Linked DNA regions of Homo sapiens: region 2 is linked to region 1. Evidence: read pairs that join two places in POLR2A ChIA-PET (ENCODE). Cell type or tissue: Panc1. All regions are shown on one strand. Each heading gives the region's core, and the rest is flanking DNA. Links, peaks and the distances in the headings are about the cores only.

Region 1 (12,479 bases), core at 5,151-9,150:
TCTGCAGTGCCTGCCACCCTCCCTAAGACTACGGCCGCAGCCCCTCTGCTGGCACCCCCTCCAGCCACCATGCCATTCCCTGGGGCTGCCCACCGTCGAGAGTCTCCTCTCCTCTCCTGGAGCCCAGACCCAGCCCCTGCACACTCTCCTGGTGTCCTGGAGCCTGGACCCAGCCTCCACATACTCTTCTGGGTGTCCTGGAGCTCGGACCCAGCCCCCACATACTCTCCTCCCCTGAAGCCCAGACCCAGCCCCCGCACACTCTCCTGGGTGAGACGCCCCACACACTCTCCTGACAGAGCCCCTCCAGCCCCCGCACACTCTCCTGACAGAGCCCCTCCAGTCCCCGCACACTCTCCTGGATGAGACTCCCCGCACACTCTCCTGACAGAGCCCCTCCAGCCCCCGCACACTCTCCTGACAGAGCTGCTCCAGTGCAAGGTCTTGCTCACCTTCACCTGCCGGGGACTGGCACGGGGGCGGCATGCAGAGTGGGCACTGAATGCCGGCCGAGGTGCTCCACATGCACCCAGTGGAGAGAACCAGGGTCTTTGATAAGGCTCGGGCTTGTGCTACAAAGATCCCCATAGACAGAGCACCACACAGCCACAGGGGCAGAGGTGGAGCGCCTGGACCCTTGAACCTTCAATGCCCAGATTTATATGGCACTGAGCTAAAACCAGACACAAAAAAGGAGAGGGTTCATTTTTATTGCTGTCAAATCAAAGTTCTGCAACACTTTCTGTAGAGAGCATAATAATCTCCCAATGGTGAAATAACTTCCCCTCACACGTTAATTTTAGAATCCTGGTTTACTTCATTCAATGCAGTTCAATACTGAGCCTAATCTCAAAACAAATTTTGAGTGAGGCCAAATTGCTGACATTTAGCAAACATGCCTACAACTAAAATAACCCAAGAAATACCAGTGTCACGGCTGTCCAGCTGCCAGCTTCATGGAGCACCCCCAAATGGCACAGCTGAACCCCTCGAGGACAGGGAGCCCACACTCCCTTCTCAAACCAGGAGTCTGACGGCTGCCGAGTAACCAACGAGGCTGGAACCGAGAGCAGCGCCCATGGGCGAGAGAGGCTGCTGTCCAGTGACCAGGAGAGGTCACTAGGAGGCCACGAACCACCGCTGCCCACAACACCCAATGCCTCCCTGAGACAGGCATGCTGGCTGCACTTTCCCACCTCATCCATCTCCTCAGGGGCCCTCCTGTCCTTCCTTTGGGTCTCAGTGTCACCTCCAAGGGTCTCAATGTCACCTCCAAGGGTCCCTATGTCACCTCTAAGAGCTGCCACTTTCCACCTGACCCCATGGGGGGCTCAGGCCCCTCCCTGATGGCCACCAAAACAGGGGCCACCAAAAGATGGGCCTCAAGACAGCAGGGGCCCACTGTTTTCATGGCCATGTCCCGTTCCCTGGCCCGGGGCCGGGCATGCGCAGCCCGAGATAAACGTGTGAACAAAAATCACAGATACAGGAATGCCACCTGTAGGATGCCAGGTACCCCACCACCTTTTGACCCCATATCTCCTGTGTAAACTTAACTCAGATACCAACTAGGATATGCAGGCCGGCTTGGAGGATGATCAGAGTCCCGTCCTGAAATGCTCAGGAGCAGACACTGCAACAGAACGTGATGCACCACGGGCGGCGTGCCGGGGGGGAGCAACCCACCTGCACTCAGGGCACCACGACCCAGTCTTTGCCTTCCAGCTTCTCTCCAGGTGCAGCGGCCCTGCCTGGGGGTCCCTCTGCCCCCTCCACTCCTGGCCCCTTCATTCTGCTGAGCCTCAGCCAAAACCCCTTCCCCACAGTCCTGCCACCTTTCAGAGGTCCCTCAGAGTTTTCTGGAGCCCAGCACAAGCCCTCTCCCCATGGGTCAGAGGCACCACAGGTGCGTTCAAACCGTGGCACTCAGCCCACCACTGGGCTCACAGCAATTCAGCGGGTGTGACCAGCATTCTGGGAACAGGGCAGACACCGGCAGAGCACATCCTGGTGGCCCTCGTCAGTCTCACTCTAAAACCCGGGTTCTGGGGTGTGAGTCTGGGTGCGACCCTCGGCTCCCCATCCCAGCTGGGGACTCTCCCAGGGTCTGTGGCCGGTCAGCACAGGCAAGACGCTGGGTGCATCAGAGATCTGCTTAATTCAGAAGGTAAAATGAGGTGACAACCATTTATTTAAGAAGGTAAACATTTAATGCTTGAAAGTAACATATGCAAGTTTGTATTCCAAGATCATTTAGAACACTCTCGTTTGCATCCTGTTAGCTGGTTGGGAAAAAAGGTAATGAATGATATCATGTGCAGTTTAGGCCCCAGAGAGGGTGGATGCAGTGGGGGACGCACACTGGGGACAGGAGCAGAGGACCCCTCCCAGCTGCAAGGCCTCAGGGAGCCACCACAGCCCAGAGCCCAAGGCTAGATTCTCTCCCTCTTTCCATCCAGGGCCAGGACTGTGTGGAGAACCCACTAGAACCTGCAGCCCCACACCTGAAAGGAAAACCCGCTCGGGGTGCCACCCAGCACCTGTCCAAGCCCGCATTCTGAACCTCTCCATACTCTCCTCTCCCTGCAGACAGGAGCTGTGCTGTGAGCCTCAGGAAGCAGACAGAGAAGTGCTGTCCTGGGGGCAGGAGGGGCACACCAGCACCTCCCACCTCTGGCAAGAGGGCTGGAGAGGAGCAGAGCCACAGCCCCGGACCACGGCTCCCTCACCTGGCCTCAACCTGGAGCCTGACCTGCACAGGGAGGGCCCAGGGCTGGGCCGTGATCTCAGAGGCTCAGCACACACACTGGCAGGGAAGGGCAGAGTCTGGTCACCAAGGAGCTACAGCAGCCCAGTGGGTAGCTGCAGGTCAGGTGGCATCTGTGGTGGAGGGATGTGGGCAGGGGGCAGTGGGTGAAATCATTTCCCCAGAAAGTACTCGTGGTTCAGGAGGAGAGGGGAGCCACCAGCTCCACAGTCCACAAGAGCCGCGATGTCAGTGGCATCAAGCAGGTCCTTTGGCAGGGAGTGTGAGAAGCAAACAATCATAAAGAAAGAAAACAGCCACAGAGCAGGCGGTGTCACTAGGGGACCACACACTCCCCACTGCCAGGGCCCTGGGCCGCACACACCACGCGGGAGCCCACGGCCAGAGGGACACAGGGAACCGGGGAAAGGCTGTCCTGAGGGCCAGGCGCTGAGGCGTCAGGAGTTCCTTGTCTAAGCTGGTGCAGGATTCCTCCTCGCCAAGATAAACACTGTTTACGGATTTCAAATAAACGCACTTCCACAGAGAAGCCAAGAAATAACTGGCTCCGCTGCTTGTGGTTGGGTTAGGGAAGTAGGATAGTGCTCATTGCTTTCCCCTTTTCACCAGTTTCCAAATGATTGTGAATGTGGTTAGATCGGTTTGGTTACTAATTTTATGATGTTTAACCAGACTGACAGTGACGTGCAGGCCCCTGTGGTGCCTGGTGCCTCAGCCTGTACTCCCCTCCCATCCTGACCCTGTGAGCTGCGGGGGGCTGGGAGCAGGCTAGCCACATGTCAGTTCTGCACAAGCCTTTCTGGGAGCTACACATCAGGTAAGAGGACCAATCCCTCCCTCAGGCAGAAACCAGGTGTCGTCCAAATGCCAAAAGCAGGCAGACATCAGGCGGCCGCCCTTCAGCACACAGGTCAGGGTTGCGATGTGTCCAGGCCGGTGCAAACGCCAGCCTGCGGAGGAAGAATGCAGCATTCAACAGAGTCCCAGCGGCTGGACAGGGAGCCTGAAGGCTGGGTCACCTGTCACCTGTCACCCTGTGGACCTGGCATCATGTGTTTTCCACGGACACCCCGAATCCGGAGCCCCCGGGAGGACTCCGCAGACCATATGCTGAGGTGTGCTTTGCGTTTCTATCGTCAGGTGGGCTGCAGGCTTCCAGGCTAGACAGCTCCTTACCACCAGAAGTCCGTGCCTACCAGCTGCCTCACGCCCCAAGGCCCAGCAACAAGGACAAGCACCTCCCCAGAGCTTCCGGAAGGCTCTCACAGAAACCACATTCCAGGCCTTTTAAAACGAAAAACACCCCCCAGCTACTCCAGAGGCTGAGGCAGGAAAATGGCTTGAACCCAGGAGGCAGAGGTTGCAGTGAGCCAAGATCCCACGACTGCACTCCAGCCTGGGCAACAGAGCGAGACTCTGTCTCAAAAAAAAAAAATACTGAGACCCCATCTCTACAAAAAATAAAATAAAATAAAATAAAATAAAATAAAATAAAATAAAATACAAAATTAAAAAAAAAAGAAAAAAAAGAGAAAAACACCCTCCCTAAGACCTCTGTTCACCCCTCCCTGTGTGAGGCCCAGGAGGCATCAGTAAACAGAAACAAGGCCGGCCCTCACACAGCAGGTACACCCCAACATCTCAACAAAACCTCACACAGGACACACACCCAACATCGCAACAAAACCTCACACGGCACACACACCCCAACATCTCAACAAAACCTCACACAGGACACACACCCCAACATCTCAACAAAACCTCACACGGCACGCACATCCCAACATCTCAACAAAACCTCCCACGGCACGTACAACCCAAAATCTCAACAAAACCTCCCACGGCACGCACACCCCAACATCTCAACAAAACCTCCCACGGCACGCACACCCCAACATCTCAACAAAACCTCCCACGGCACGCACACCCCAACATCTCAACAAAACCTCCCACGGCACGCACACCCCAACATCTCAACAAAACCTCCCACGGCACGCACACCCCAACATCTCAACAAAACCTCCCACGGCACGCACACCCCAACATCTCAACAAAACCTCCCACGGCACGCACACCCCAACATCTCAACAAAACCTCCCACGGCACGTACACCCCAACATCTCAACAAAACCTCCCACGGCACGTACACCCCAACATCTCAACAAAACCTCACACGGCACACACACCTCAACATCAACAAAACCTCACACAGCACACACACCTCAACATCAACAAAACCTCACACGGCACACACACCCCAACATCTCAACAAAACCTCACACAGCACACACACCCCAACATCTCAACAAAACCTCACACGGCACACACACCTCAACATCAACAAAACCTCACACGGCACACACACCCCAACATCTCAACAAAACCTCACACGGCACGCACACCCCAACATCTCAACAAAACCTCACACGGCACGTACACCCCAACATCTCAACAAAACCTCACACGGCACGCACACCCCAACATCTCAACAAAACCTCACACGGCACGCACACCCCAACATCTCAACAAAACCTCACACGGCACACACACCCCAACATCTCAACAAAACCTCCCACAGCACACACAACCCAACATCAACAAAACCTCACACAGCACACACACCCCAACATCTCAACAAAACCTCACACGGCACGTACACCCCAACATCTCAACAAAACCTCACACGGCACGTACACCCCAACATCTCAACAAAACCTCACACGGCACGCACACCCCAACATCTCAACAAAACCTCACACGGCACACACACCTCAACATCAACAAAACCTCACACAGCACACACACCCCAACATCTCAACAAAACCTCACACAGCACACACACCCCAACATCAACAAAACCTCACACAGCACACACACCTCAACATCAACAAAACCTCACACAGCACACACACCCCAACATCTCAATAAAACCTCACACGGCACGTACACCCCAACATCGCAACAAAACCTCACACGGCACACACACCCCAACATCTCAACAAAACCTCACACGGCACACACACCTCAACATCAACAAAACCTCACACAGCACACACACCCCAACATCTCAACAAAACCTCACACGGCACGTACACCCCAACATCGCAACAAAACCTCACACGGCACGCACACCCCAACATCTCAACAAAACCTCACACGGCACGTACACCCCAACATCTCAACAAAACCTCAGTATCTACAAAAAGTAGCTGTGTATGAAATAAACCGAGCTGATGTTTCTTTAAACAAGTTCTTTCAATGGGATTCCAGAGGCCCAGGTCTTGCATTTCAGCAATCAGCAGAGCAAGGGAAACACTCCAAGGCACGCTGCAGACAGACGCCCAGCAGAGGCAGGGCCAGAAGCAACACCAGGTTAAGTGGCACAAACTTTCCCTCAGCAACAGTGTCCTCTGAATCCTGTCCTGTTATAAACGCTACCGAGTAAAGCCAGAACAAGCACACTAGCCCATTACCAGGACTAGAGCATGAGAACCAGCAGTACCAAAAACACTTCCCAAGGGCTAGACACATGAAAAAGAGCAAACGGCACATCCCCACCAAGAGCCCTGGGTCACGCTGCTTCACAGGGAAAGCAGCCCTGGGCAGCCTCAGCATCCCTCCCAGGGAAAGCAGCCCCGGGCGGGCGTGCTCAGCATCCCCCTCCCCCAGGACAGCACCAGCACAGCCCTACGAAAGGCCCCACCCCCAGAAACCACGACTCCTCCCAGGCAAGCTGTGCAGCTCAGGCACCTCCCTGCAAAACAGAAGCTCAGGGAAGGCCTCTGGTCCAGGTGAGGGGCCCCACACCAGGGGCATCTTGCCACCAGGGGCATCTTGCCACCAGGGGCATCTTGCCAGCTGAGAAACTCCGACATTCTTCTGAAGGCCCCCCCATGGGCCACAGGCGTTTTCCTCTGAGTATCACAATGGTCCCTCCGGCCAGCCTCTCGGCACACCTGGGCCAATACCCTGTGGGTTTCCGGCCAGGCTCTTGGATGAGTCACCTTTTCCTAGACTATCTGCGGTGCCAGACATGAGCTGTCAAATCCCCAGTGTGTAAGTCCCAAGAGGGCTCTGCAGGCTCGTCCTGTGCTGCATGCTACTCAGCAGGCCTGAGTCTCTTCTAGTCAGGAGGGACCACAGGAAACAGTGAGACAGAGGGGCACAGCAGTGGGGGACAGAGGTGGTGGTCAGGGTGCGGCCCACTCTGCCTCTAGCCCAGTCGGTCGTTAACAAGCTCAGATGCCAGAGCCAGCCCCAGCTCAGTTCACACCCTGCCCCCTCCACCTGCTACCGCAGGGCCTCACACTGGCTGCTCACTCGCTAGCCCCTGTCTTTCCATCTGTGCAATGGAGCAACACAGCACAGGCATCAGGGCTGTGGAGATGATAGGTCTCCCTTCAGACACTCGAGGTCCTTACAGCACGCACGTCAGGGCTGCGGGGATGACAGGTCTGCCTGCAGACACTCCGGGTCCTTACGGCACAAACGTCAGGGCTGACATACCTAGAGACACACCACATCCTTACAGCACTATCTGGCACATAAAGGACATAAATATCAGCTGCACTTTTTTTAAATTTAGCTAAGCTCCTTAATAGCTCTGTGTAGTCCAAAGTTGGTGGTTTTGATTATCAGTGGTCCTGAGTGACCCAGAACCACACACAGCGGCAGGAGCTGGGCCTCTGTGTTCACCCAAAGGGAACTGAAAGAAGCCCTTCCCCGCAGCTGGGGAGGACAAGGCCCAGACAGGCCCATGTGGCAGAGCCCGGCGTGCCAGCAGAGAGGGTAGGCAGGTCCCAGCAGTGTGATGAGGGATGGGTGTGTCCTTGCGCCAATGGCCCTCCTCCTCTGCTCGGCAGGAGCCTCTGGCCTCGCTGCTTTGCTAGGCGATCTCTCCTTTTCTCCCTCTTGCTGTTCACCTCATTCAGCAAAAGGCACCTGCCTCATGCTGCATTCCCAGGTAGCTGCTGTCAGGGCCAGGGAAGGTGTCCAAAGGGCCCAGGGCGGAGCCCACGGTGAGGAGGGCCCAGCAGGTGGGCGTGCACTGTGCCCAGCTGGACCTGGCCAGGCAGCAGGAGGGGTTTGGAGAATGTTCCAACGCCCCGAACCCACGGGAGTAGGCTGTGGTGGGGAGGGAGTGCCTCGTTTTCATCCCTCAGCCCCCACCCACCAGGAGAGCCAGGCAGGCTGCTGCCGTGTGATGCGCCGCTGTGCCGATGAGAGGCGACCTGAGAGCAGCAGCGGCCGGAAGGACGGCCCTCTATCCACATCGCAGCACGAAGCTCACTGGCACAGAACACCCCCACCTCCTGCTGTCCTGGCAGCCCAGAAACACCCAGCACCAGCCAGTCACCCAGAAGTGTCACCACCGTATGGGTGTCCCCAGCCACCACTTCCAAATGGCTCAGTTGGTCCCTTGGTTTTATTGTTGGTGCACTGGAATTCTTACAAAAAAAAAAAAGTGTTTTGGTACTTAGAAACACAAGAGCTGAAAACGAAATATTCAAAGCAAACACCCACAATGAAGATTCAGTGGCCAAGTTGCCCAGTTCTCCCATGAGTCTGTGTGTGGTCAGCACCAGCAGCAGCACCAGGCCAGCGGGGGTTCAAGGACCCAGTGACAGCTAGAGAAGCCTTGCCACCCCTTTCTCCCCTCCCCAGACAGGATCGCAGAGGGACTCCACATACCTCGTCGGAAGGAAAACCCTCCAGCTCCACCCGAACTCCTCCCGCTTCCCAGGGCCAGAGATGAAACTGATGGATACGAAGGTGCCCACGGGGCATCCACAGAAGGGCTACAGTTAACAGTGAGCCCAAATGGTCATCTGGTTCTATGAGAGCTCACAGCTCAAGGCAAACGTGCAGTCACCAACAAGAAAATATCAGCAGAGCGCAGGCTCACACCTGTAATCCCAGCACTTTGGGAGGCTGAGGCGAGTGGATCACCTGAGGTCAGGAGTTTGAGACCAGCCTGGCCAATAAGGCGAAACCCCGTCTCTACTAAAAATTCAATTAAAAAAAACAGTGGGGGCCCAGCGCGGTGGCTCACGCCTGTAATCTCAGCACTTTGGGAGACTGAGGTGAGTGGATCACCTGAGGTCAGGAGTTCGAGACCAGCCTGGCCAATATGGTGAAACCCCATCTCTACTAAAAATGCAATTTAAAAAAAACAGTGGGGGCCCAGTGCGGTGGCTCACACCTGTAATCCCAGCACTTTGGGAGGCCGAGGTGAGTGGATCACCTGAGGTCAGGAGTTTGAGACCAGCCTGGCCAATATGGTGAAACCCCATCTCTACTAAAAATTCAATTAAAAAAAAACAGTGGGGGCCCAGTGCGGTGGCTCACACCTGTAATCACAGCACTTTGGGAGGCTGAGGCGAGTGGATCACCTGAGGTCAGGAGTTCGAGACCAGCCTGGCCAATATGGCGAAACCCCATCTCTACTAAAAATTTAATTAAAAAAAACAGTGGGGACCCAGCGAGGTGGCTCACGCCTGTAATCCCAGCACTTTGGGAGGCTGAGGCAGAGAATCGCTTGCACTCAGGAGTTCGAGACCAGCCTGGGCAACATACTGAGACCCCGTCTCTACAAAAAATAAACAAAATTAGGCGGTCATGGTGGCACATTCCTGTAAACCCAGCTACTCAGGGGGCTGAGTTGGGAGGATCCCTTGAGCCTGGGAGGGAGGTGGAGGCTGCAGTGAGCATTGATCCCACCACTGCACTCCAGCCTATGCAACAGGGCGAGACCCTGTCTCAAAGAAACCAAAAACAAACTAACAAAAAAACAAGCAAAATGCAGAAACATTTACAAGACCATGTCAGCTTCATATTAACAGAAGAAACCATGTGAGATAAAATTTTTATTATTTTTAACCAAAAAGAATTGACAATCCAAAAGAAAAACATGTAGAAAGTATAAGAACTTAACACTCTCTGCTGTATGGTGAGAATTAATCAGATGCTCAATGTTTAAAATAATTTCAAAAAAAGAATACCAGTAAGACCAACATGGAGAAACCCTGTCTCTACTAAAAATACAAAAATTAGACAGGCATGGTGGAACATGCCTGTAATCCCAGCTACTCGAGAGGCTGAGGCAGGAGAATCGCTCGAATCCAAGAGGCGGAGGTTGTGGTGAGCCGAGATCGTGCCATCGCACTCCAGCCTGGGTGACCGAGCGAGATTCCGTCTCAAAAAAAAAAAAAAAAAAAAAATGCCGGTAAGAACATATTGTGATCTATGTTGCCTTGCTCTTTGCAAATATATGTAGTAAACTTACATAGTTTTGACAATACAATTTCTGTACTTATTCACTAAGCTTCAATTGTCTCAAAAAAATTCTTTTTTGTGTTTTGTTTTGTTTTGTTTGAGACAGAGTTTCACTCTTGTCGCCCAGGCTGGAATGCAATAGTGCAATCTCGGCTCACTGGAACCTCCACCTCCTGGGTTCAAGCCATTCTCCTCCCTCAGTCTCCTGAGTGGCTGATATTACGGGTGCCCAACACCACGGATGGCTAATTTTTTTTTTTTTGTATTTTTAGTAGAGATGGGGTTTTACCACATTGGCCAGGCTGGTCTCAAGCTCCTGACCTCAGGTGATCCACCCACCTCAGCCTCCCAATTACCAGCCTCCCAGTAATCCCAGTAGCTGGGATTACAGGCGTGAGCCACTGTGCCCAGGCCACAAAAATTCTTAATTTACAAATGGAAAACTTGAGGCTTTAATTGAAGGCAGCTTAATAATTCTGTTATCTCATGGAGCCATTAAGGGCAACTTTTGAAATATTAAAACAAACTTCGCTATCGATACACATGGAAATGGCTTCCAGAGAAACACATAGGAACCCTTAGCCGGGTCCTCCACAGGTGGTACCAGGTGAACACCAGGAAAAATGTCTGGTGTTTCAGCCAATTTTTTTTTTTTTTTTTTTTTTTTGAGACGGAGTCTTGCTCTGTCACCAGGCTGGAGAGCAGTGGCTCGATCTCAGCTCACCGTAACCTCCACCTCCTAGGTTCAAGCAATTCTCCTGCCTCAGCCTCCTGAGTAGCTGGGACTACAGGCACGCACCACCACACCCAGCTAATTTTTGTATTTTCAGTAGAGACGGGGTTTCACTATGTTGGCCAGGATGGTCTTGATCTCTTGACCTCATGATCCGCCCGCCTCGGCCTCCTAAAGTGCTGGGGTTACAGGCGTGAGCCACCGCGCCCGGCCTCAGCCAATATTTTTTTTTAATTTTTTGCCAGATGTGGTAATTAAGCACTAAGTTATATGATCATTCAAAAAGGAAAGCATATAATTCAGTATAATTCACATTAAATCTTTTCTGAATAAGCTTTATATGTAGAGAACATTAAATATGTTTTAAATAACCAGATATTGGAATAAAAAGCTGGAATCGTTGGACTTCAGGCCACAGGGGCAAAAGCAGCTTTGGAAATCAGACCGAGCCCCGCATCTTCACCACAGACACGTTTACATGGAGCGGAAAAGGGAGGTGGGTGGAAAAACTGGTAAAACCCAAATAAAGCCTGTAGTTTGGTCAACAGTAGTGTCCCGTGTTACCATCCTGGCTCTGACAAACGAAGCATGGTTATTTACGATGTTCCTATCAGGGGAAACATAGGAACCAAACCTAAAATTATTCACCATACAAAGGTTTTTAAAAGTTGCCCAAGGGGCTGCGCCCAGCAGCTCACACCTGTAATCCCAGCATTCTGGGAGGCCGAGAAGGGAGAAGTGCTTGAGCCTAGGAGTTCAAGACCATCTTGGGGAACATAGTGAGCCCCCATCTCAAAAAATTAATAAATGAAATAAAAGTTGCCCAAGTAAAAGAGAGTTATTTTGTTTTGGTTGTTTGGGTATTTTTGCGTGCTTCCTTCCTGCTTCTGCAGAATGTGGGATGAGAATCTGACAGTGGCATCTGAGAAGGACGGTGTCACCTGCACAGGAGGGTGGCCGGATGGAGACAGGGGAAGAACTGGTTCCTGGTGACATCACTGAGCTGCTTGCCCACCCGGGAGCCTCCCTCCTCCAGACATTCCAGGGCAAATGACACCACCGTCCATGAGGGGTTCTGTTACTGCAGCCTACAGGAGCCGGACTAATACCCTGTGCCTCCTGAGAGATCAGAGCTCAAGATTAGCAACAGTTACTATTTCTCCATAAACCACTATTACAGGTTTTCAATAGATTCTCTTGTGTTTTCCAGATGCACAATCATATTTGCAAGTAACGTCTCTCCATTCTAGTATTCAATATTTACATTATTCTTTCTCTTGTTAAATTGTTAATTTCACTAGCTAGAGCTTCTGAAAGTATATTACACAACTGTGGTTACATGGGGTGTCTTGTCCCTGACACTAGTGGAAATGCCTGATTCTGTGTTTTAAAATTATATTATGGAAATACATGTTTTAATTTTATTAAGAATAATCATTTTTCAATCAAAAGTAGGCATTTAATATTAACAAATACATTTTCAGCATCTATCGAGATAACCTAACAAGGTTTCTTCTACTGATGAACTATTAACTTATGAAAACAGGGAATTACATCCCTCAACCTTTTGGAACATGAACTTATCCTTACGTTTCTAGTATGAACACATTGGATCGAGTTTATTTGCTATTGGGTCCTAAGCCGAGATGGTTTCACTCACAAGCAACAGCAAGACAACTGCACAGCTGTTTTCACGGTGCCACC
Region 2 (7,784 bases), core at 1-4,000, 130 kb after region 1:
GGGCTCAGGGGCTCCCATGGGCCTCTCAGGGGACCCCCACCCATGCGTTGATTCATGCACTTCCTGCCCTCCCCCGCCCCAGCAGCTGCTCCCGGCCACCTTTCCCTCCTCTCATTGACCCCTGACCTGCCAGTGCCAGGGGCCCCCCAGAGCCGCATGGAAGGTCCTGCTCAGAGAGCACCTGGGCACCCAGCCTCTCCTGTCCCTCCTCTTGCCCCTCCTCCTCCCGCTTCTCCCAGCTCCCGCCCTTCACTTCCTCTGTGCCCTCCCACAGTGAGGCAGCAGGGGGCAGAAAGGCAGGCTCTTCCGGGCCCTCCCAGGCCTCCCAGCACCTGAGGCCTCCTCAGCCTGGACCAAGTGCGGGGTGCCCAGGCCCCTGCTGTGGCTCTGGAGAAAGGCCAGGCTCCTTCCCAGCAGGGTGGGCATCCTGCCAGCCCGAGCAGCTGAAGCACTGACCTCAGGACCCCCACCTCCTCCTGCCCACCCCACCCTCCTGTCTGGGCCAGGCCGGCGGGCCATCTTGCACCTTCTGCCTGGGTCTAGCCCTCATCTCTCCTTCCTCCCACTGCCTAGGTCCCTTCGGTACTCCACTGCCCACAAGCCCCTCCAAGCTGGGGCACGGGCCATCCGGCTCAAGGCTGGGCCTCGCCAAGGCCCACAATAGCTCACCTGCTAGTGCTTCTACCCCGGGCCTCTCCAAGAAGCTGCTGGAACCTCCCCACACGCCTCTGCAGGTCAAGGGTACCCAGGGCCCACCCTGAGGCCCCTATGCCCTCGCCCTGGCCCCACCACGGGGCTCCTCTGCCCAGACGTCCCAGGTCCAGAGTGGAGGCTCAGCCTTGGGCCTCAGTCCGCTCCCGGCCCGGATGTGAGGGTGGGTCGCAGCTGCACGGCCTCGCTGCCCACCAGGCCTGCGGAAGGGAGGACACGCCCTCCCACAGACCCTGTGATGGCGGCTGCCATGGAAGGTGTCTAGGCCCTTTTGGGCATCCCCTGCCCCCGTCTAGGTCCCCAGGTACTTGCAGAAAAGAAGGGGTGAGCACAGCCTTCTGTAAGGGGGCGCCCGAGTCCTGGCCAAGGTGGCCGCCCACCCTGGGGCTCCACAGTCCAGGCAGCCACCTCTTCAGTCTCTCCCCTTAATGTGGGGCAGAGTGGATAGAGGGACTCCCTCCTCTGACCAGCCAGGCAGGCAGGGAAACCCGGGCACGGGAGCCCAGGGCTGGTGGCCATGCCCTGAGGGAACTGGCTGCACTTGCAGCCCAGGCCACAGGCCCCAGGACACCCCAGACCTCTTGGCAGGACCCCAGGGTTAAAAGGCAGTTTGTGGCGCCACTTCTCCCCTGATGATGGACACCTTGAAGGGGCTCTGGGCACCAGCGGAACAAACGTCATAGGGAAACTCAGCAGCTGACCTACCACCAGGACCCACCTGTCCTCTGCCCTCCCAGAATCCTGGTCATGCGTCCAGCAAGCTCCCAGGGAGGACACGCCAGGCACTGGGCCCATGGACACGCTGTAGAGAAACGCCGCAATCGTTAGGGGCATGTGACTAAGACGCCTCCTTCCCATAGGCACCCACGGGGTGCGGCTCTTTCCAAAACGCCACATTAAAACAGCTGCAGGAGGACCGAAGGGGCCTCGTGCCCATCCCCTGCTGCTACTCCCCAGCCCGCCCTCAGCCTCCTGCCGCTGGAGCTCTGCCCACCTGCACACCCCACTCTTCTTCATCCCCAGCCCCATAAGCGAGACTACCTTGAGGCCAGTAGGTGCTTCCTGAGAGTTTAGGAATAACAGGGGAACTACAGCAAATAGCAACAATTTTAAAAGCAAACAAGGCATCAGCCCTTGCCATCCTCAAGCCGTGACCACCCCTGCCCAGGACGGAGCTCCAGCGGCTGCACACTTCCCCCAGGGCTCGCCCTGCAGCTACCTCTCAGCTCCTGGGAGGAAACTCCACATTTCAGCTGCTTTATACCCAGAGAAGCCTCCTGCCTCCCTTCCCAGTCCTGGCAGATCCTGGGCCTCTCCTGCCTGCCTGGCCTCTTGGAAATAACTGGCTGAGCCTCTCTGTGTGTCTGGCACAGCATGGGGCCCAGAGGCCAGAGCCACCGGAGGTACCCTGCAGAGAGGGTAGGGTTGCAAAATCCTCCCCCCCACCCCCACAACTGCAGAACACACCCTGGGCCCAGCTGGGCTCTAGAGGTGCCCAGGAGAGGGAACTGAATTATTTCAGGAATTGGAGATGCCCCTGTGGCTGAGGAGGAGCTGGGGCTGGGGCCGGGGCCAGGGCCGGGGCTCTGACCTGCCACTCTGCCCCACATTAAGGGCAGAGACCGAAGAGGTGGCTGCCTGGACCTTGGAGCCCCAGGGTGGGCGGCCACCTTGGCCAGGACTCGGGCGCCCCCTTACAGAAGGCTGTGCTCACCCCTTCTTTTCTGCAAGTACCTGGGGACCTAGACGGGGGCAGGGGGCCTGGGGGTCTGGGCCTGGGGGCCAGACCCTCCATCATTTCCTAGGCTGGTGCTCAGAAATGGAGGAATCTCAGGACAGGTCCCTGTGGTCTACGGGGTGGCAGGCCTGAGGCTGGCCCTCTCTGCAGAGGACACCTTGGGGGCTGCTGATCAGCCTTGAGGCCAGAGATGGCTCTCACCTGCTTCCCCGTCACAGGACCAGCACTGTCAGCCTCACCTGGAGGCTTTCTGCAGGGCTGGTTCTCTTGTCCCATCAGTGTCTGTGTGGGGTCACCCTGTTCCCCTAGGAGGGTGGGTCTGCAGGGGGGAAGCCAGAGTGGCCCTTGGAGACCTCAGGACCCCAGAGGGAATGAGCAGGGAGCCTTGAGGGTCTGGAGGAGGAATTCAGAGAGGCAGGAAGCCGGGGAGCCCTGAGGAGAGGCGAGAGGGAGTGAGCGAGCGGGGGAGGGAGTGAGGGGGGAGGGAGCCCTGAGGAAGGGGAGGGGAGTGAGCGGGGAGGGAGTGAGGAGGGAGGGAGCCCTGAGGAGAGGGGAGGAGAGTGAGTGGGAGTGAGGGGGGGAGCCCTGAGGAGAGGGGAGGAGGAGTGGGGGGGTGGGGAGCCCTGAGGAAGGGGAGGGGAGTGAGCAGGGAGGGAGTGAGGCGGGGAGCCCTGAGGAAGGGGAGAGGGAGTGAGTGGGGAGGGAGTGAGGGGAGGGAGCCCTGAGGAAGGGGAGTGGGGGGAGGGGAAGGGTGAGGCAGGAAGCCAGGGAGCCCTGAGGAGAGGGGAGAGGAGTGAGGGGGAGGGGAAGGTGTGAGGGGAGTGGGGGTTGAGAGGAGAGGGAAGGAAGGGAAGGGGGAGGGGAGGGCGATGGGGGAGCCCCCACAGACACCCCAGCTGCTGGCTGGGCGCTGGGCACCCCCCAACCGTTGGGCCTTGCTCCCACTAGGGGCAGTCGTGTCCCAGCCCCACAGTCAGGTCTGAGTCAGGGACCCGTGGCGCCCGCCCTCCCTCAGCTGAGCTCACCAACAGCTGAGAAATATTCATTTAAAAAAGCCCCCATTAAAGAGCTAACTCATTGCTGACACTGCAACTTTTTATTTTATTTTATTTTATTTATTTATTTATTTTGGAGACGGAGTCTCGCTCTGTCGCCCAGGCTGGAGTGCAGTGGCGTGATCTCGGCTCACTGCAAGCTCCGCCTCCCGGGTTCACGCCATTCTCCTGCCTCAGCCTCCCGAGTAGCTGGGACTACAGGCGCCCGCCACCACGCCTGGCTAATTTTTTGTATTTTTAGTAGAGATGGGGTTTCACCGTGTTAGCCAGGATGGTCTCAGTCTCTTGACCTCGTGATCCACCTGCCTTGGCCTCCCAAGGTGCTGGGATTACAGGCGTGAGCCACCGCACCTGGCCTTATTTTATTTTATTTGAGACAGAGTCTCACTCTGTTGCCCAGGCTGGAGTGCAGTGGCACGATCTCAGCTCACTGCAACCTCCGTCTCCTGGGCTCAAGGAATTCTCCTACCTCAGCCTCCCAAGTAGCTGGGACTAAAGGCGTCCCCCACCATGTCCAGCTAATTTTTGTGTTTTTAGTAGAGATAGGGTTTCACCATATTGGCCAGTCTGGTCTTGAACTCCTGACCTCAGGTAATCTGCCCACCTCGGCCTCCCAAAGTGCTGGGATTACAGGTGTGAGCCACCACACCCGGCCTGCAACTTATTTTTATATTAAAAAATTTGAGTCCTTAGAGGACGGAGGCCTACAGAGCCATGGGCCAGGCAGAGCAGAGGCAAGAAGGCAGAGGTGAGGGTGGCACCGTCCCCTGCCGGGGCCTGCAGTGTCATCTGGGGCTGGATCTCCAGGCCCCGTCCTCCTGCGACCACCTCGCTGCCCATGTGAACCTGTGGTCAGCCCCGGGGACCTCGGGGAGGCAGGAGGAAGTGTGCACCCTGCCCTGCCTGCTGGCTGGGAGCCCACGGGGTGGGCAAGGGGTGGGCAATGCCTTGTGACGTCTCCCATGTGGCTTCCTTCATTTTTTCTGAAGTGCCCTGGTCCTTTTCCTTCTTTTTAAACATTTTATTGTGGATGTGTCCCACCCCACTTAAGGAAGAGTCTAGTACCTCATGCCGGCCGCCCCGTCCTGGCCCCCCGCCCATTCCGGCCCCCCCATTCCGGCACCCCATTCCAGCCCCCCCATTCCGGTCCCCCCATTCCGGCCCCCGCATTCCAGGCCCCCCATTCTGGCCCCTCCATTCTGGCCCCCCCATTCCAATCCCCCATCTGCCCCCCCCATTCCGGCCCCCCCATTTCAGCCCCTCCATTCTGCTGCTGTCCCTTGGTGTGTGAATGTTTCCGTTTGTCTCTACAAGATCACGAGTTCCCTGCGCTGAGCTCTTTTTCCTTTCCCCTTCCCCAGCGCCCCTGCTCTGTGCTGCATTTGGAAAGAACCTAAATGTCCTCCCTCTGAAGACTGGTTAAACATCTGGTTATGATCCAGTGGTAAGCAGTGCCTCCCTTGGGTTAAGAATACACACGCACACATGCATACACATGCGTAAACACACACATGTACACACATGCACACTCATACACTCACATGCCCACTTATACACATACATGCACACATGCACTCCTAAACTCACATGCATGCGCACACACGCACATGCACACACACGTGCACACACACACTCATACACATATACGTACACACATGCACACACACGTGCACACATGCAATGCACTCATACATACATGCACACATGCGCTCCTACATTCACACACACATGCGTGCACACACGCACACGCACATGCACACTCACGCAAGTCACACGTGCACATACGCACATGCACACTCATATGCACACACGCACACCCACACTCACATGCATACGCACCTGCTAACAGCCCTGAGGAGGGAACCCCGGGTTAACAGGAGCTGCCCCTGAATGTGTGAGGGATGGGCTGGTTTAGGATACCATGCTTGGCTGTCAATATTTTGTAATTGTTCTGTAAAAAGAGTGGATTCATTTTGTAATAAGCAAATAAGCTTAAAAAAGAAAAAGAAATCTGGGATCAGGAGAATTCGGGGTTTTACCCACCTTCGCTTTAAATTCCATTTCTGCTCTCAATGTTTGGTAATGGTTTCACGGCCTTTTCAATTGCTCACGTGAGTGTTTTCAACCACCAGCTCACGTTTCTGGAATCCGTTCCTTTGGCTGTGCCACTTGTGATCCCTTCTGCTCCAACGTTTGCCTGGGGAGCTCATTAGGTAGCCAGGACCCTGGGCCACTGCACCCCACCAGGACGGCAGGACTGAAAAGGCCACTGACGTGAGTGCGGGGAGGTCGGGTGGAGATGAGCTCAGCCCGGCTTAAAGTGGGGCATCCCGACACCCCCAAAGGCATGGGGCAGGAGCGGCGGGGCGAGTGTCTTGCCAGGCTTAAGGCTCTAGGACCAGAAACCGGGCTCAGGGAGAGGCTCCTGGGTTGAAGAGTGGCCGTGGGGGCTCAGGAAGTCCTGCCCCAGCCTTTCCTGTGCTGCTTGAGTTCTCACTCTATGAGTATATTCTGACGAAAATGAAAATTAGAACATGAAACCTCCCTTTCTCTTCTGCTGGCCTCGAGGGTACACATGCTGTCGGCTGGCGGAGTAGGCCCTGTCCCACCGCAGGCAGCATTCTGCAGGCCAATTTGAGAGGCCTAGTGCCTGCCACGCAACCACCCTCGGCCCTGAGCCGTCTTCGAGGAATGGGGTCCCGGGCCCTGCAAGAGATGCCTGGTGCTGGGCATCACTCAGCCTAGTGTGAGGGAACCCATGGAGTGGAGATGGCAGGGCGTGGGGGGGTCCTGAGAGCCAGAGTCTGCACCACAGTGGTGGCTGGGGCCATGGACAGTGGGGCTCAGGGACGCTGCTGAGGAGACAGTGGGCCCAGATCCTGTGTGCTGGGGAGAGAGTGGGCCCAGATCCTGTGTGCTGGGGAGACAGTGGGCCCAGATCCTGTGTGCTGGGGGGGTAGACAGTGGGCCCAGATCCCGTGTGCTGGGCAGGGGAGACAGTGGGTCCAGATCCCGTGTGCTGGGGGGAGACAGTGGGCCCAGATCCCGTGTGCTGGGAAGACAGTGGGTCCAGATCCCATGTGCTGGGGGGAGACAGTGGGCCCAGATCCCGTGTGCTGGGGGGGAGACAGTGGGCCCAGATCCCGTGTGCTGGGGGGGAGACAGTGGGCCCAGATCCTGTGTGCTGGGGGGGAGACAGTGGGCCCAGATCCCGTGTGCTGGGAAGACAGTGGGTCCAGATCCCATGTGCTGGGCAGGGGAGACAGTGGGCCCAGATCCCGTGTGCTGGGAAGACAGTGGGTCCAGATCCCATGTGCTGGGCAGGGGAGACAGTGGGCCCAGATCCCGTGTGCTGGGAAGACAGTGGGTCCAGATCCCGTGTGCTGGGGGGAGACAGTGGGCCCAGATCCCGTGTGCTGGGCAGGGGAGACAGTGGGTCCAGATCCCGTGTGCTGGGGGGGAGACAGTGGGCCCAGATCCTGTGTGCTGGGGGTGAGGGTAGTGGGAGATGAGGGCAGCACTCCAGCTGTTTTGGGAGTGCCAGCCTGTGGTGGGGTGGGGGAAAGGCCCCCTCATGCAGGCACACATGCACACACACACGAGTCCACACACAGATGCACACAAATCCACAGACAGACATCCGCACATGCACACATGCATCCACACACAGGCGCACACACGCACACATGCGTCCACACGCAGGCACACACGCACACATGAACACACACATCCACATGCAGGCACACACATGCACACACACATCCACCCACAGGCACACAGGAACATGCACATCTACACACATCCACAGACACACACACATGCAGGCATACACTCACATGGGCATACACACCCACACAAGTATCCACATGCAGGCACACACACATCTACATGCATCCACACAGGCATACACATGCATCCACATGCATGCACACAGGCACACATGCATCCACACGCAGGCACACACAGACATGCATCCACACACAGGCAGACAGGCACACACGTATCCACATGCAGGCACACACACCCCCACACCCCACATGCAGGCACACAGGCACACACACATCCTCACACAGGCACACACATGCACGCACGCAGGCACACATGCACGTCGCATGTGCTCTGGGTGGATTTTGGTCACTTTGAGCACGGCGTCACGGCTCATTCTGGGGTCTGTCTCTGCAACTTCAAGGATAGCTGTGGGCACCTGGGGGAGGTCTTCTGGGCATGCCTTGGAGCTCAGATTGGCCAAGGCCCATGCTGTTGACGCAGGAGCCCACCAC

The links. Peaks named below come from ENCODE experiments on the same cell type or tissue, not always from the same donor. Only the 100,000 strongest peaks of a DNase experiment are listed, where the experiment ranks them.
Region 2: POLR2A ChIA-PET joins it to region 1 with 6 read pairs; 3 of 35 experiments call an interaction of 5 or more read pairs at or near these places.

Annotation. Positions count from the first base shown.
Region 1 is chr10:132,566,420-132,578,898 of GRCh38, reverse strand. All of the region lies in intron 1 of INPP5A (inositol polyphosphate-5-phosphatase A), which reads right to left. Among named protein-coding and RNA genes, the nearest start is that of INPP5A, 35 kb to the right of the region's middle. RefSeq lists enhancers at 4,715-5,484, 5,485-6,253, 6,474-6,523, 6,534-6,683, 6,254-7,023 and 6 more. In Panc1, for the core only: no CTCF peak of the experiment used is centred there; DNase peaks (open chromatin) are centred at 6,168 and 6,758; H3K4me3 peaks cover 2,534 bases; H3K27ac peaks cover 2,983 bases.
Region 2 is chr10:132,439,425-132,447,208 of GRCh38, reverse strand. It overlaps LINC03068 (long intergenic non-protein coding RNA 3068), which reads left to right and starts at 2,227. Exons shown (of 3, transcript NR_184030.1): 1 at 2,227-2,437; 2 at 4,866-4,948. LINC02870 (long intergenic non-protein coding RNA 2870) reads right to left here and starts at 2,020. Exons shown (of 3, transcript NR_149317.1): 1 at 1,931-2,020; 2 at 1,430-1,513. RefSeq lists silencers at 3,281-3,330, 3,431-3,480 and enhancers at 7,119-7,782, 7,783-7,784. In Panc1, for the core only: CTCF peaks have their summits at 81 and 281 (motif pointing right); no DNase peak of the experiment used is centred there; H3K4me3 peaks cover 1,459 bases; H3K27ac peaks cover 2,934 bases.